Linked DNA regions of Homo sapiens: region 2 is linked to region 1. A link is a contact called in ENCODE Hi-C or POLR2A ChIA-PET data. All regions are on one chromosome and are shown on one strand. The core of a region is the stretch at or near the end of the contact, and the rest is flanking DNA. Distances in the headings are between cores, read along the strand shown.

Region 1 (3,657 bases), core at 271-2,770:
TGAGAAGGTATTCTGTTGCTATCAATTGCGAGTAAAAATAAAGCTATCATCTAACTGAAAATGCTCAAAATAAGCCTGTAATAGAAATTTTTTTTCATTTTTAAAAAGGAGCCTGGCCGGGCACAGTGGCTCACATCTGTAATCTCAGCATATTGGGAGGCTGAGGCAGGTGGATCACCTGAGGTCAGAAGTTCGAGACCAGTCTGGCCAACATGGTGAAACCCTGTCTCTACTAAAAATACAAAAAAATTAGCCGGGCATGGTGGCAGACGCCCGTAATCCCAGCTATTCAGGAGGCTGAGGCAGGAGAATGGCTTGAACCCGGGAGGTGGAGGTTGCAGTGAGCTGAGATTGTGCCATTGCATTCTAGTCTGGGTGACAAGAGCAAAATTCCGTCTCAAAATAAATAAATAAATGAATAAATAAAAAGGGGCCTAAATTGCCTATTTTGTAGTTTGTAGTCATGATGTATTGTGTAATACTCAGTTTACATGACTTTATGAATTTAGATAAATGTTCAGCTGATGCTCCACCTGGAATTTCTCCTGCAAACTACATAAGAGTAGTCCAGGAATGAGTTATGACAGGTTTTTTTTGTTTTGGGGGTCTGTCTGTTGTGGTGGTGGGTTTTGTTTTTTTATTTTTTCGGGTTTTTTGTTTTTGAGACAGGGTCTCCCTCTGTCACCCAGGCTGGAGTGCAGAGCCACAACCACACTCACTGCAGCCTCGAACTCCCAGGCTCAGGCAATCCTCCCACCTCAGCCTCCCAAGTAGCTGGAACTACAGGCATGTACCTCCACACCAGCTAATTTTTAAATTTTTTGTAGAGATGGGATCTCACTATGTTTCAAGGGCTGGTCTCAAACTCTTGGCCTCAAGTGATCCTTCTGCCTTGGCCTCCCAAAGTGCTGGTAGTACAGATGTGAGCTACCACACCTGGGCAGTGACATACTGTTGAATCTTTGTAGATCAGACTGTACCTGATGTTCAGATGTTTTTCTCTCACAAATTTAAATTTTCTGAAAAGACCCACAGGGGCCGGGCATGGTGGCTCATGCCTGTAATCTCGATACTTTGGGAGGCCGAGGTGGGTGGATCACCTGAGGTCAGGAATTCAAGACCAGCCTGGCCAACATGGCAAAACCCCATCTCTACTAAAAATACAAAAATTAGCTGGGCATGGTGGCGGACGCCTGTAGTCCCAGCTACTTGAAAGGCTGAGGCAGGAGAATCACTTGAACCTGGGAGGCGGAGGTTGCAATGAGCCGAGATCACAACACTGCACTCCAGCCTGGACAACAGAGTGAGACTCCATGTCAAAAATAAAATAAAAACTTTTAAAAAGACCCACAGGGAACACCCACACCAACATCCGGGGGACACTGTCTATGTCCTTCCTCTTCAAAACCCAAACTGTGATCTTTGCTTCCTTTGTCCAGTGAGAACAATGTGCCGTGTTTGAACTTCACCTTCCTGTGCTACAATCCGAAAACTGCCCCTAGTCAGAGAACTGAGTGAACATGGGGCTCTCCTCGTGTGGCTTTCGTTTCTCAAGGATTGTTCTCCTAGAGTACTTATTGTGCAATGTCTCAAAATAGTTGCCTCATTATATGTTGGTTAGTTTTACAGTTGTTTATGGGGAGAGAGTAGGTGCAGTATCGATTATCCCATCATTTCCAGAAATGGAAGTTGCTTTGTTTACTTTTCTGTGTGTTACAGTTCAATTTTTAAAATCTTTTTCATGCTCATTTTTGTGGTGGAATAAAAATGGTTTTATTTATTTGTTTTATGAGACAGGGTCTCGCTCTGTCACCCAGGCTGGAGTACAGTGGTGTGATCACAGCTTACTGCAGGCTTAATAGGCTCAAGCAATCCTCCGGCCTCAGTCTCCTGAGTAGCTAGGACTATAGGCAAGTGCCATCACGACCAGCTAATTTTATTTTTCATAGAAACAGGGTCTCACTATGTTGCCTAGGCCTCAAGCTATCCTCCCAAAGTGCTGAGACTGGCCTCCCAAAGTGCTGAGATTATGGGTGTGAGCCATCACACCCAGCCAAAATGTTTTTTAAAAGCTAAAGGAAGATTATTACAACATCACACAGGCTTAGACCCCTCAGGATTGAAGGTTTAGTAAACCAAGTAAAATACCACCATTAACTGAGGTAAAAAAAAATATATATATATATATATATATATATATATATATATATATATACACACACACACAAAATGGATATTTTAGGAAGAATATTATGATTACCAATTATTGCCTTGTGACCAGTTACCTAAGCAAGAGTCATAGTCTCTACCTGAATTTCTCCTTTTACTGTATCATACTCTTGTTTTCTCTTCTCCCAATATTTTATATAGAATGTTTAGGGATACATTTTAACATTTTCAGTTTATGTATTGGAAAAATAAGATTGCAGACATTCTGCACTTGGAGTTGAATAAAACTATTCACAAAACTTTAGGTTGTCTTTCTTTGGGGTAGCCATAAAGCAGTACACTTGAAGATGTATGCCAAATAGTTAAAGTATGTTAGACAGTGGTATTTTTAGAAGAGCAAATGAGAAGTGAAGCATATTCATTCAATTAACACATACTTGCTGAACTACTACTATGTTCTAGGCATCATCTCAGGCTTTGGGGATACAGGAATAAACAAAACAGGCAAAGATCCCTGATCTTATGGAGATTATAATTCTATCAAGAGAAGACAAAAAGAATGGGTTTTTAAAAATTGGTAAGTCAGCCCGGCACAGTGGCTCACGCCCATAATCACAACAGTTTGGGAGGCCGAGTTGGGCAGATCATTTGAAGCCAGGAGTTCGAAACCAGCCTGGACAACATGATGAAACCCCATCTCTACTAAAAATACAAAAATTGGCCAGCCATGGTGGTGGGCACCTGTAATCCCAGCTACTCAGGAGGCTGAGGGAAGAGAATCCCTCAAGCCCAGGAGGCGGAGGTTGCAGTGAGCAGAGATCATACCACTGCACTCCAGCCTGGGTGACACAGTGAGACCCTGTATCAAAAAAAAAAAAAAAGGCCGGGCATGGCAGCTCATGCCTGTAATCCCAGCACTTTGGGAGGCCAAGGCAGGCAGATCACGAGATCAGGAGTTCAAGACTAGCCTGACCAACATGGTGAAACCCTGTCTCTACTAAAAATACAAAAATTAGCTGGGCGTGGTGGTGTGCACCTGTAATCTCAGCTACTTGGGAGGCTGAGGTGGGAGCATTGCTTGAACCCGGGAGGCGGAGGTTGTGGTGAGCTGAGATCGTGCCATTGCACTCCAGCCTGGGCAATAAGAGCGAAACTCCGTCTCAAAAAAAAAAAAAAAAAAAAAGGTTAGGGAAGAGGATCAGCAAACGACTGAAGTAGTGATCAATGGAGTAAAAGAAAAAGTGAAGTATCCTAAAATTAGGATACTATCAGGGAAGGAGTGACTAATGGAGTCAAATATGGAAGAGGAAAATTTGGATTGAATCTAACAATGCGCAGGTGACTGGTGACCTTGACAAGAGCAGTTTCGGTGGAATGATGAGAGTGAAAACTTGACTGAAATGAATTAAACAGAATGTGGGAGGAGGAATTGCAGACAGCAGGCATAAGTGACTCTTTTAAGACATTTGGCCACAAAGAATAAGGAAC
Region 2 (3,413 bases), core at 653-3,152, 100 kb before region 1:
GTGTGTGGGGCAGGGTGGAGAATGAGAGTGAAAGAGAAGATGTGTTTGGGAAAGATGTAATCTTGATACTAGAATAATTTTTTTAACAATCAGATTCAAGAGTCTTCTCTTCCTTGAAACCTTGTGAAATTCGACCAGGCCAGAGCTGAGCTGGATGTTTTCAGTTTGTTGAGAGTATACAAAAGAGAGGAGCTGGCTTCTTGACAAATTTCAATAAGGGTTCTTTTCCTCTCCATTTATTTTTAAAAGATATAAACTGCAAAAGTCTAAAGCCCAAACATTCCCTAGGCGACAAGCTCAGTATCCAAGTAATTTCCTTGATGCTGTGGGTTTTAACTTTCACCTCCTTGTATTTTATAAATATCTGTGGCAAGGGAAGAGACTGTAAAACTTGCTAGGAGAGTTTGGCAAAGGAACGTATAATTTGTGTGGCATAATGTTAGAATTACACGATCCTCCCTGACTAGAACTGGATAGTTGTCATGTGTGTTAAATATAGTTACTTGAATTAGCTGTACTTTCAGCTATACGCCTTGCAATAGCTCAAAAGCATTTTTTTTTCCAAATAGCAAAAGAACAACTTTGGAGAAGTATTTTTACTTGTATTGCTATTATATACAGCTCTTTTGACAAAAACTATAATTACTCGATAGCTTCCTAGATGCTCTAACCTATTTGGCACTTGATTATATTGTCTGCTCTTGTCCTCTAATTGTTTCACGTGGGTAAGTTGAGTCTCCTTAAATAGACAGTAATTTTCTCAAAGGCAGGGACCATAGCTTTGACATTTTTTGTAGCACCTGGCGATGCTGGGCACACAGCCTCTTGACTCTACAACAGTTTGAGCAGCAAGCCTCGTGCTTGGGCATAAGGGCTCTGTAGTCATTCAGATGTGGGTCTGAATCCCAACTCAGCGACTAACTTTCTAGTTGGGCAACTGTTGGCCTGACTTTCCTTATCTGTAATATGGACCTAATAATAATAATACCTACCCCCAGTGTTGTTTCAAGGATTGGATGAGATCACCTGTGGCTCTTATGACAGCCTAGATCCAGGGCAAGAGCTCAAAGCATTTTAAGTATGATTATTACTATTCAGCTGTTGGTAAAATATACCAGGGAAGGAGTGAAGCTACATTCTAAGTGTATCATCATTTTCTTCACATTTACTAGCATTTATATTTAATACCTCTAGTGTGGTAGGTGTTAAACATTTAAATAAAAGATATTATTTTCACTCCCTATGACCCCAAGATTTCATTTTTGGTGCAAGGCTACTGAGGGGTTCCTTTACATGGACAAAGGCATACATAAAACAATGAGAAAAATATGTCTCTAGTGGGGAAAGGGAAGTGACGGCTGTATTTTGTAAACTCTATGAAAAAGGGAACTGGTCTTTCCTTTTTCTTCTCTGTTTTGTTATACTCAGTTGGTGATTCAGAGCTTTGAATGGAATAGTTTCTTAGTTCTTATCATTATATTAAGGGCATTAGAATAACATCTATGATAGGTATATTTTAAATCCTAAGCCATGAAAAATTCAAGCATTTGACATTTGTTGGGGTGTATTTGGGGGAGCAAGGGGAAAATTTGCATCACGAGAACAATCCTGGCCAGAGTTGGCTCCTAGGGTAATCACAAACACATGGATTCAAAAATGTCACCCAGAACATATAAATCACAAGCCCGGCTTACCTTCTGTTGCTTTGTTGACAGCTAAAAGAGTACTCAGTACCTTGGAGAAATTGACCCCTGAATAAAGGTCATCAGGATCAAATATCTATGAGAAAGGAAAATTGAAACCGTAAGACACTACAAGTATTCAACTCAACAAACAAAACTATCAAAAGGCCACTTCCTCCAGCTCTCCGGAAAAAAAAAAAAAAAAAAAAAGTGTAGAAGCCAAGACACAAACCTCCATATACCTTTGGGAGAAATGAGAGCAGCAGTTGAGCCGCCTAATGACATGTGGCAGGCCATCAGTGAGTCAGAGCAAAGCAGTAATGGGAAATGAGAGCCAAGCTGAGAAGGCAGCGCCCACCAGGAAATAAACAGTGCATACTCAGACCCACTCTTCTGGCCTGAATGTATCAATAGTTTCAGCCCAGTTACAGGAAGCTCATATGCATGGGTTACAATCAATGCCCATCACCTACATAATGTCCTCGACAGTCCATAAATAAGGAGGTGGAGCCTTTTTGACATGGTTGCATCTGTACAGTTTATTAGCTGTGCCTAGTTGAGTCACTGTCAAAAGTGCCTTTTTCTCTGCTCTCCTTCCTCCCAACTGCCACCCGCTGCATCCCAACTGCCTAGGATCCCAATTCCATGTTGCCCAAACTTTCTGCCCAGGTCTGCCTTTTGCTCCCAGCTTCAGTTCTGTTTCTGCTGTTTGACCTTGCCCCTCTCAGCTCATCATGAATTCAAGTATTTGCCTGCCTGGGCCTATGGGCTCTTCCTGGCTTTAGATGACTTTCCCAAATATGACCTCTGGCCTGTCTAATACTACTCAACTCTTGGCAAAAAACACATTAAGGAAATACATTTCACTTTACCAGTCAACTGTCAATCTGATATGCTATTGTCCCCAGTGAAGATACCAATCAGATGTTGTTTTCAATACAATTTACCTGTTACCTTTGAAATGTAGTCAGTGTGTTAAAATATATTGAGTCTCAAATATGTATATTTGAAATTAGAAGTGTTCTCATGCACAGGTACAATCTATTAATTTGCCAGCCAACAATGTAAGTATGCATATCTGAAGGTAACCAGATGCCCACCTTCTGGATGGAAATGCCCCTTCTAAAAACATTTTGTTCCAGGATGTCTAGAAGTCTCTTAAAGAAAACAGATTGCATCATTTTTTCCCCAAATGTGGTGATGGAAATAAAATGTACCTTTTCATATGGGACATGATTGGTAATGGGCATAGGATTTTAAAGGGTCTGTCTTCCCATTAGGTAGAGCCATTTGTTCCATTTTTAAGCTGCATATTTTCTGGGAACCATATCAAGACAAATTTCTATCTTTTTTGTACATGTTCTTGAAAACCTATAATCTGTTTTTAGAGTGAAAATATATAATATCAATTTTTCACGTTTTGGGGGGTCAATAAAGATACATGCAAATGCAAACCTACACAAGTCTGCCTATTCTAGGATTCACTGCTTTATTCATTTAATCAATGAATATTTTGCATTCAAAGTTAAAATGACCAAAAAGCCCAGATGCATCTAAAAATGAGACATTAATATATTTCTGGTAAAAGAGTAATGCTAATATTACTAAAGAGTTAAACAACAACACATTCCAAATATATTTCTGAATGCTACAATATAAAATTCAAACTTTTCCAGAAATACATTGACAAGAGTTTTGTTTTAGTTTGTCAAAGCCTGGGTGAACAAGAGG

The links. A loop is a pair of places that touch in the nucleus more often than their neighbours do. ChIA-PET counts read pairs that join two places held with the same protein, here RNA polymerase II (POLR2A). Pooled maps may share reads with other maps.
Region 2: a map with no recorded cell type shows a loop between it and region 1 (2.6-fold over the local background). The contact joins two enhancer-like sites. A Hi-C loop is called at or near these places in 1 of 37 single-sample maps with no recorded cell type and 3 of 50 pooled maps. POLR2A ChIA-PET finds 5 or more read pairs at or near these places in 12 of 52 experiments (AG04449, H1, K562 and 7 more).

What each region holds. Positions count from the first base shown.
Region 1 is chrX:136,849,116-136,852,772 of GRCh38, forward strand. It overlaps the pseudogene RAB28P5. Among named protein-coding and RNA genes, the nearest start is that of SNORD61, 28 kb to the right of the region's middle. Within about 2 kb of position 1,521, at least 2 of the 41 ENCODE cell types and tissues checked have a DNase peak (open chromatin) inside an H3K27ac peak, as active enhancers do.
Region 2 is chrX:136,745,814-136,749,226 of GRCh38, forward strand. It overlaps ARHGEF6 (Rac/Cdc42 guanine nucleotide exchange factor 6), which reads right to left. Exons shown (of 22, transcript NM_004840.3): 3 at 1,695-1,779. Among named protein-coding and RNA genes, the nearest start is that of ARHGEF6, 33 kb to the right of the region's middle. Within about 2 kb of position 1,903, at least 3 of the 41 ENCODE cell types and tissues checked have a DNase peak (open chromatin) inside an H3K27ac peak, as active enhancers do.